Linked DNA regions of Homo sapiens: region 1 is linked to region 2. A link is an interaction called in ENCODE POLR2A ChIA-PET data of the cell type or tissue named here. Cell type or tissue: A673. All regions are shown on one strand. Region 1 overlaps RARA (retinoic acid receptor alpha). Region 2 overlaps IGFBP4 (insulin like growth factor binding protein 4).

Region 1 (5,000 bases), 120 kb before region 2:
CAGGGAGGGAGAGCCCTGTCAGTCCTGTGACCCACTGTGCAGATCAAGGAGGGGTTGGCCCCCTTCCTAGTGGTCCCCCTTCCCTCCAGCTCCAGGTAGGAGAAACCTGGGGGACAGCTGATTCCCCAGGGGGTGCAAACAATCTTCATCACCCCCCCAACACTAAGAAAAAAAATGTCTTCCTGTCACGTGGCTGTCACTTCCTGTCCCACTGTGGTTCCTGGGATGTTTGTTGTTGGTTGCCATGGTGATGTCTGCCGTGGGCACTACCCCTGGTTCTTGTGGGGAAGGAGCTACCCCTCCCCACCAGGCTGGGGGGGTACTTGGGGGACTTGACTAGGGGGTCCTTTCAGGCTGAGTGTGTGTGGTCTCTGATGCCCCAGATTCCCCAGGACCCCCCAGACTTCTGTCTGTGGGGAGGAGTCACTGCCACCTACTCAGACTGAGTGCTGGGGAGACTGTGACCGCATCTGGCTGTGCCTGACCGTGGCTGTGACTTTGTGAGTCTGACTGATTTTGCAGCCCTTGTCCCCTCTGGCCGGGGTTCCTCTCGCTCATAGAGATGCCCATTCAGGGAACCTCTGTGCTCCCTATCTGTCCTCATATACAGTTCTGGAGCCTGCTCCCATCCTGTGTTCTGATGGAAACCACCTTCCCCAGGGAGTTTCTGTGGCTTCCTGGACTCCAGGCTGGAGTGTCAAGGGGCTGTGGGGCAGGGTCCTAGGTTGCATGTGTTTGGGGCTGGGGAGGTGGGGGCTCTGCAGACTATGCCTTCCCCTGCACACACAGCCTGCACCCGCTTCTCCCTTGTCTGGCAGGCGCTCTTCTCTAAGGGGAAGGCCATGGGGATCTGTGACCTATTATCCCTATCCACCTGTGGGCTTCCCTGTTCAGCTGGGGATGGTGAGGGGAAGAGATTCCCCCTAGTTCTAGCCCCAACTGAGTAGGCGGGTGTGGAGTAGGAAGTTGCTTGGGGGGGGGTCAATGGGTCGGAGGGGGGGTATGGGGCAGGGCACAGTCTGACTCAGGCCTGGTCTGGGGTCAGAGCCAAAAGGATATCCTGAGGCAGGACTTGGTGGGGGGGTGTATTCCTGGATTCCCTGCAGCGTGGGTCCCCAGGGTGGGATGCTGAGAGGGGGCTGGTACCATCTAGTCCTGCTGGCAGTTTGCCCTGGGACTCAGAATATGGCATACGCAGGGTTGGGCTGAGCTGAGGGGAGGGGTGAGGGCTGCTGCAGCCTATCTCCCCACCCTGGCCCTGCCTGTATCTCTGTAAGCTGTCCCCCCATTGTGAGAGAGCTGTGCTTCCTGCTTGGTAGCATGGAGGGGAGGTAGTGGTGAGGGGGCAGCTGCCAAGGTGTGAGGGTGGGGAAAGCCCCGTGCCAGGCTGGATGTGAGGTCGGTGGTTTCCAAGCTAGGGGGTCCCCTTTTGTCTGTGCCCCTTTGGTCCCTCACCCAACAGAGCTGCCTGCGTATGGTCCACACATTTCTGTGGTCTGGCTGTGGCCTCAGTAGGCTCATCTCTTCCTCTTCCCATTTTTTTTTTCCTTCCCTGTGGGTTGGTCCCTCTTCTTGAGGCCTGAATTACCCCCTGCCCTTTCACCTACTCGTTGCTTGGAGTAGGGAGGCTTCAGTTCTGGTTCTACGTGGACCTCTCAGACACCCTGGGCTTCAGAGGTCCTGACCATGTCCCCCGGGGGATCTGGGGTATGGCCCCTGGGGATGGAGGAGTTGGGAGCACAGCCCTGACCAGCAGAGACCCCCACTTCCTCCTCCTAGAACCTGGACTGCCCCGAGCTTGGATTGTCCAGTCACCCTTTCTGCCTGGTATCCAGTCACTGGTGAGATTATGGCGTGTGGGGGTCCTGCAGCTCTGTGTAGCTGGGGAAAAACCCTGGGCTGAGTGGAGTACAAGCTGTGGAGACATTGGACCTATTCTTTTGGGACAAGGCACTGTGTCTTGAGGCAATGGGCAGTGGTAGCACCCGGAAGTGAGACACTAGGCTTCCTCCTTCCCCTAACTCCCAAGAGGACATGCTTATGGCCTGCACTGACTAGGGCAGATTTTCAAACCAGTCCTAGCTCTAGCAAGGCTGGCCTGGGGTTCTGTGGGGTTGGTGGGGAAGAGGCACCCTCCAGCTATCCCAGCCACCCTCAGGTGATCCTTCTCCAGCCCTCCTAGGGAAGCCTCTTTTAAAATGAGGCTGGGCTGGCCGGGCGTGGTGGCTCACGCCTGTAATCCCAGCACTTTGGGAGGCCGAGGCGGGCAGATCACCGTGTCAGGAGTTTGAGACCAGCCTGGTGAACATGGTGAAACCCCATCTCTACTAAAAATACAAAAATTAGCTGGGCGTGGTGGCAGGTGCCTGTAACCCCAGCTACTAGGGAGGATGAGGCAGGAGAATCGCTTGAACCCGGGAGGCGGAGGTTGCAGTGAGCCGAGATTGCGCCATTGCACTCCAGCATGTGTGACAGGGTGAGACTCCATCTCAAAAATAAATAAATAAATAAATAAATAAATAAATAAATAAATAAATAAAAAGAGGCTGGGCTAACCTGGCTTCCTGCAGCCCAGACCCTGGTGAACAGACAGGAAACAGAGGACCCGAGTGGCCGGATTGTAGGCTTGCCAGGGAGGAGAGGGGTGAGAGCCTTGGCCAGAGGGGACCCTTGAAAAAGCGGGGAGTAGTCATCACTGCTCCCCAACCCCTGTCTGCAGATATGAGGGGCGCTGGGGAGGGGAGAGGTTGTGGCTTTGTATGTATGGGAGTGTGTTTTCCTGGAAAGTTTCTAAATGGTTCTAGTTTTGAATCTACTCTGTTCTGCCCTGCTTGGCCAGCTCCTGGCGGGACAGGGGTCCAAAGGCGGCAGGGCTTTGTTTCTGCCAGGGCTAGAGTCCCTCCTGCCCAAGTTGAGCTTGAGCTCTGGGTGTCATTTGCATATGATTCACTAACTGTCTAGAATGCTTAGGAAACCCCCAGTCTCCCCTTCTTTTAAGCTCCCCAATACTTTTCCCCTTCTCTCAGCCCCTCTGAGACTGCCTGACCTCTATTTCTTGGGAACCGTTGTTTTGGGGGAGACTGGAGAACAGAGAGAATGAATGAGGAAGAGAGGTTGGGGCCAGTCCCGGCTGAGTTTGGGGTCCCCTGCTCTTCTGTCCTGAGTATAAGGGAGGAAATGGTCTATTTCTCTTCCCCTTCTCCCCTCCCTAAATCCAAAGGTTTCCCTTTTTTGGTTTGTGAAATGAAAGAAGGGAATTTGGGAATGGGTTGTGGTCAGGCCTCCACCCACACCCCGAATATCCCTTTCCCCACATCCCTCTCCTCCATCCGAGGGAAGCAGACCCTGGGAAATGGGTAATTCTCCCTCCTGGCCCCGTCAACAGATGTTGCCCTGGGTGGGGTGAGGCAAGGGAAAGCAGGCCGACTGCTGAGGGGCACCAAGGTGGTGGCAAGAGGCATGGGGATGGAGGGCTCCAGTTGCCCGGGCCTCCCCTGTGCCAAGCTCTGGTCTGGGTGCTTTCCAGGACTTCCTGTCTGAAATCGCACAGCTCGTTGTTGAGGTAGGCAGTTCACAGGCGAGTAAACAGATGCTTAGAGAGGTTAAGTGACTTGCGTAAGGTCACCCAGAGTGGCAGAGCTGAGATTTGACCCTTCCGACTTCTGGTTCTTTCTCCCATCTTCGTGGCTCAGAAAGCTCTCACCTTTTTCTCTAGGTGTGTGACTCTGGGGTGTAACGCGTGGGCAGCTAGGGATGCTGATGCTGGAGAAGGGATCCTGGCACCTTCTGAGGGTGAGAGCGGCCCCAGTGGGCAGGAGTGTGGGGCTGGTTGCAGGTGCTCTAGCCCCCTACCCCTTTTTCTGCTGTGCTTAGGCTAGGCTCCATATATTGGAGGTGTGGGCCTGTGGTTTTCTCTCTCTCAGGGGAGGGTGCCCGTGGGCAGTGGAGGTGGCTGGCATAGGGTGGAGGTTGGATGTGGGTAGTTTGTTTTCCCTCTCTTTGGTACTGGTTTCGATTCTCTGCCGAGGCCTTCTCCACCCCTGGGGTGTAGGGGGCTGGGGCCCAGGTGTCTCTCTGAGGGTCATAGCTTCTGATGGACCTTCTGAGGCAGAGTCTGTGCCCTTTTGGGCCCACCCTGGTCATCCCTACCCTTGCCCATCCCTGTTCTCTGGTCTTTCTGGCCCTTGGCCTATTTCTGTGACCTTTAGCCCTCCTGCGGCTCAAGGCCCTCCCCAGGGAGCTGAGTAAATTTGCACTGAAATTTGCAGGCAGAGCTGGGTTAGGCTTTTTGGAGGCTCTGATAGGGGTCTGGGGAGGCCTTCCAGCCTTGCCCTGTAGTGTGTGTGGGTGGTGGGCTGGGGGTGAGGTGGGGGTAGTGGGGATTGAAGTTTGATTCAATTTCAAACTCCACTGGGGCAGAGTTGAGGTGGCTGTGGTTTTCTCTTCTCTGGGAGCAAGGGTGGGTTCCAGAGGGTCCAGGCTGGACTGACTAAACTGGCCTCCCGACCCCCAAAGGCTGGGTCAGGATGCCTGAGATCTGGAGTGATGGCTTTCTGGGCCTCAGCGTGGGTTACAGAGGCCTCACTTTGGGTTAGCTGCCCCTTGGGCCTCACCTTGAGAGAGGCAGGCCTCTGTGGATGTGAATTCACCTGAGTGTTTGTGGACCTGGTGCATGGGCTGGGCCCACAGGGAGGACCTCAGAGCATCTTCTGGCAGAAGCAGCAGGTACAAGGGCCACCCTGGCTGTGTGAGGTTCGGAGAATGTACAGTTTGGGAGACTGTGGGGCTGTGGTTGTGTCTTTGGGGAGCTGTGTACTGGGGCCCATGCATGCAGTTTCTGAGCTGTGTTCATTGTGTGGTGGAGCCCAGGTGTGGAGAGATGGTATCTCCAGGTTCCTTCTCCTCACATGCATGCCTGCACACACACAGGCTGGGGCTGCAGGCGTGCTCTTGCCCACCCAGATGTTTTCTGTAGACCTGCATGCATGAGTTTGTATGTG
Region 2 (5,000 bases):
TTTGGGAGTCTGAGATGAGAAGTTCAAGGTTACAATGAGCTATGATCACGTGATTGCACTCCAGCCTGGGCGACTCTATTTCGTAAAAAAAAAAAAAAAAAAAAGTAGGCCGGGTGCAGTGGCTCACACCTGTAATCTCAGTATTTTGGGAGGCTGAGGAGGGTGAATCACCTGAGGTCAGGAGTTTGAGACCAGCCTGGTCAACATGGTGAAACCTCGTCTCTACTAAAAATACAAAAATTAGCTGGGCATGGTGGTGCGTGCCTGTAGTCCCAGCTACTTGGGAGGCTGAGGCAGGAGAATCACTTGAACCCGGGAGGTGGAGGTTGCAGTGAACCAAGATTGTGCCACTGCGCTTTAGCCTGGGTGACAGAGCGAGACTCTGTCTAAAGAAAACAAAACAAATAAACAAAAAAAACAAAAAACGGTGTCTTGGAATGGGGTGGCTTTAGGTCCCCTTTGGATGACACAGCCAAGGTCTGTAATGCCCCTCCCCCTTTCCTCCTTGCCTTGTCCTCCAGCCTCCAGCCATGCAATGGATGCAGGTATCTGGAGAGAGACGAGGGAAGCCTGGAGGTACCTACTGAGCAAGCTATGCCCGTGCCCTCCCACACCTCCTAGTCATCATAGAAGTAATCCCTTGCTGTGACCTGGGCCACATGGCACCATGTAAAAGGCACTCTCTAGAGTTCTGCTGCAGCCCTGCAGGGTCTGTGGGTGAGATAAGACGACCAAGCCCCTACCCACCCATCTTTTTAGCCTTACACAGTCAGTAGGCCACTGTCTGCTTTAGGTCCCAAGGTTTGGGCCCACTGGCCCGCGAATAGCTTGGTCGAGGGTACCTGTCTATTTTTTCTGCCTTTTCCTTTTGGGGCTGAGTGTCAGCAGGTGGCTGGGGGAGGGTGGCCACTTGGCATGCCCCCTTCTTTGGCTGCTATGGTCCAGCTGCCTCCTGTTTGCCCCAGGGGCAGATCTCCCCTTTCCGTCTCCAGCCACCCCTGCCTGCCCTCCTGTCACAGCTTTCCATGTGCTGGCCAGGTTGTGGCTTAACACCACTGAGGCCACCAGAGATGAGGCGGGGCGTGTGCATCAAAAGTCCACACCTCTGCATCCTGGTACTGATCCTAGACTCATGGAATCTGGGGGAGTGGACAGCGGAAAGATCAGCGTTTGGACGGGGAGTTCCTAAGCTGGGCTCTCAGTCCCTTTGGGACAGGGTTAGGGAACAGGCAGGCTGGGTTAATTTTTAGTCAATGCAGCAAATTCTGCCCCCCTACTTCAGTACTGGGAATCCAGTTATGTCATGGGAACAAGGGCATTCCCAGAAATTCTGTGCCTTGTGGGGAGGGGGAGGGAGGAGCATGGCCGCTTCCCATTTTTAATTTAGTACTGGCAAAGCTAGCAGTATTGGTGCCTCGGGTATCAGGAGTCTTTCCACTTAAAGACAGAGTGCTGCAGAGCTAAGTCTCTCCTCCTCCCCTTCCACCCAGTCTACTTCATTTTCCTAATTTTTAAAGTGGGGAGGGCAACAGGACCTGCCTCACAGGGTTGGGGCGTCTGGCATCGGGTAAGAGCTCAATAAATTGAAGTGATGAGGAAGATGGTGATGAAGAAGCTGATGCTGGGACTTAGGGAAGCGGTAGGACGAGGGAGCAAATTTGGGGCAACATTCAGAGGAGTTGAGAGGGGTGGGGTGGCCTTTGGTGCATTTTGCTGCTGTCAACATGGGAAGAACAGGCCAAGTTGCCTTATCTGTTTTTTATTCTGAGGCTGGCAGCATGACACAGCTGTTGGGGGTGATACCCCTTGAGCCAGACCTCAGAGAAAGGGCCTGGTACCCAGCACCAGCGGTCTTGGCTTCTCCAGCTAGAGTCTAGGGGAAGAGGGAAAAGACCTTTCTAGCAGGACAGGTGGGTGACCCTCTGGATCACAGCTGAAACTTCTGGTCGGGATGGCTGGGCCCACTCAGTTCATAGCCTAGGTGTCTCTCGAGGGCCAGGGGCTGGCGTTGGGGAGAAATTGTGAGGGTAAAATCAGGCAACAGGAAAGAGGAAATCCTCTGGCTTTCGCCACAAACTTTGCAGCCGGTGGTGCCAAAGCCGTGTGGCCTCTTCTCTGGCGCCTTCCCTTCCTCTGCTGCTGGAGCAAAGACCGAGGTTTCCCCTATAGTCAGATGTCAACTGGCTTAGCTCCAAGCTGGGCGCTGTAGGAGGACCAAGCCTACTTGGAAGTCCCATCTCCCAAACAAGCTTTTTGGAGGTCAGACTTTTCAGGGGAATAGGTCTGACTCCACTCCTGCTCAGAGGGGAACCCACAGGCATTGGAATTTCTCCAGAGGGCACTACCAGGATGAGTAGCACCAGGTGGCTGGAACTCTTGTGTGAGCAGGGAAATAGCAAGTATTTAGCCAGTTTTGGAGATGAGAAGGTTAACGTTATCAAGAGACTCAATGCTATAACCCTTACCCCCACAAAAACCTGGTGCTTAGGGGTGGATCCTGGGGTGGCTCTTCAGTCTGCCAGTTAAGCAGGGTTGGGCAAGGAAAAGTTACAGATTACATGGAAAGTCAACAAACCACGGTGCAGAGAAGCTGTTGAAGTCAGCGTGCCCTGCCCTGGCTCTGTGTCTCTGACCAGGGCAGGGTCAGAGTGCCCAAGTGCATGTGGGTAAGGCACATGTGGATGAATGTGTGTCTGGACACGTGATTGTTTGTGTACACTTGCAGTTCTTGAGCCTGAGCCTGTCTGTGTGAGTAGGCAAATACGGATTTACCCTGTGTCCCCATGAGACTAAGGAGGGAGCTACTCTCCCTATCTGGTGGGTGCTACTCCGTGTAGACATGAACTGGGGATAAGTAGGATGGCTAGTGGGGAACCTAACAAGGGAGAAGCCAGGCAGTTTGCTGGCTTAGCTTTTCGTAGGTAACCCTCTGATGTGACATGGGGCCATACCAACCCAAGAGCATAAGCCATGCCTCTGGACTCACCCTGTGCCCCATGCAGCCCTAGGCTTCAGTGAGCATACCTAATCCTCCTTAATGGTAAACATCCCAAATATCCATTAATAATCCTCTGAGGGTTAGTTATTTGTGAACTTTGACTCGTAAAAGCTCAGCACTGTGGCTCACGCCTGTAATCCTAGCACTTTGGGAAGTCTAGGCAGGAGGATCACTTGAGGCCAGGAGTTTGAGACCAGCCTGGGAAACACAGTGACACCCTGTCTCTTAAAAAAAAAAGAAAAGGCCGGGCGCAATGGCTCATGCCTGTAATCCCAGCACTTTGAGAGGCCGAGGCAGGTGGATCACGAGGTCAGGAGATCGAGACCATCCTGGCTAACACGGTGAAACTTCATCTCTACTAAAAATACAAAAAAATTAGCTGGGCATGGTAGCGGGCGCCTGTAGTCCCAGCTACTTGGGAGGCTGAGGCAGGAGAATGGCGTGAACCTGGGAGGTGGAGCTTGCATTGAGCCGAGATCGCGCCACTGCATTCCAGCCTGGGCGACAGAGCGAGACTCCGTCTCAAAAAAAAAAAAAAGGAGAGAGAGAGAGAAAAAGAAACTCAGCATGGAAAGCATAGTTGTGGTCATGCTTCTATTCCATATCTCTTGAGATTTTTGAGGCTGCTACCACCCTAATTCTCCACACTTCCAGGGTGGGAGCTCACTACCTCCTGAAAACTCTTCCTCACTCCTTGAACTCCTGAAAAACCTTCCTCACTCCTTGAACCAAAGAATATTCTACCCATTTACTGAGAGGAATGAATCATTGTACAAAATAGTGCTTGCTTTTTTAAAATTTTGAGACAGGGTCTCACTTGTTGCACAGGCTAGAGTGCAGTGGTGTGATCACTGCTCACTGCAGCCTCGACCTCCTGGGTTCAGGTGATCCTCCCACCTCAGCCTCCCAAGTAGGTGGGACTACACCTGTGCATCACCACACCAGGCTAATTTTTTGTAGAGATAGGGTTTCACTATGTTTCCTAGGCTGGTCTTGAACTCCTGGGTTCAAGCGATCCACCTATTTCGGCCTTCCAAAGTGTTGGGATTACAGGCGTGAGCCACCCCAGCTGGCCCCTAGTACTTTCTTTTATGGTCATTAAAAGAAAGCAAACTCAGGAAAAACAAAGGCTTTCCAGGTTGGAAGGGTGCCCCCTGGTGTTAGTGTCCTGGGCTGTGGCAAACAAGTCCAGGTGATCTCCAGCCCTACTTAAGTAACAGGGTGGGGCCTTTGTCCACATCTCAGCTCAGCCTCTGTCCTTCTGACATTTGGTTCTAATTCTTTAATTCTTGAATTTTTTTTTTGTTTTTTTGTTTTTGTTTTTGTTTTAAGAGACAGGGTCTTGCTCTGTTACCCAGGCTGGAGTGCAGTGGCACAATCATAGCTCACTGTAGCCTTGATGTACTGGGGTCAAGCGATCCTCCTACCTCAGTCTTCTAAGTTAGGACCACAGGCAGGTCTGACTAATTTTTTTTTTTTTGGTAGAGACAGGGTCTTGCTATGTTGCCCAGGCTAGTCTTGAACTCCTGGCCTCAAGTGATCCTCCCACCTCGGCCTCTCAAAGCACTGGGATTACAGGCGTGAGCACCCAGCCTGGTTCTAATTCTTTGAGGTCTTCCATTTCCTTTTTCTCTCCACTCCCCAGTTCCAGCTTACACCCCTGAAACACGGTGACTCCATCCTCAAGCCTTATGGCTTTGTGCAAGGTGGGGGTGTGGAGGGAGGTGATCACTGGGGCAGCTTAGGTTTCTTTGGCTGGAGGAATTCCTTGGGAGGGTCTCAAAGGAAGGGCCTGGATCCCAGATCTTTCTCTGGTTCCTAACCGAGGGCTCAGGATCCATCTCCTTATGGTCCCCTTGGCACAGTCCTCGTCTTCTGAAGTTTATGTTTCTTCTTTTGCTGCCTACCTTGGCCAGGGGGTCTTGCTATAGTGTCTTCTCTTTGGTTGACTCTTAGGAACTTGATGTAGGACTGGAGTCCCCTCTGGACTGTCCTTCTTGGG

Evidence for each region. ChIA-PET counts read pairs that join two places held together with the same protein. Peaks named below come from ENCODE experiments on the same cell type or tissue, not always from the same donor. Only the 100,000 strongest peaks of a DNase experiment are listed, where the experiment ranks them.
Region 1: POLR2A ChIA-PET joins it to region 2 with 10 read pairs; 4 of 35 experiments call an interaction of 5 or more read pairs at or near these places.

What each region holds. Positions count from the first base shown.
Region 1 is chr17:40,322,760-40,327,759 of GRCh38, forward strand. The region is part of intron 1 of RARA (retinoic acid receptor alpha); the gene reads left to right. Among named protein-coding and RNA genes, the nearest start is that of RARA, 16 kb to the left of the region's middle. RefSeq lists enhancers at 2,373-2,442, 3,479-3,538. In A673, no CTCF peak of the experiment used is centred here; a DNase peak (open chromatin) is centred at 222; H3K4me3 peaks cover 187 bases; H3K27ac peaks cover 1,578 bases.
Region 2 is chr17:40,446,227-40,451,226 of GRCh38, forward strand. The region is part of intron 1 of IGFBP4 (insulin like growth factor binding protein 4); the gene reads left to right. Among named protein-coding and RNA genes, the nearest start is that of IGFBP4, 5.3 kb to the left of the region's middle. In A673, a CTCF peak has its summit at 4,171 (motif pointing left); no DNase peak of the experiment used is centred here.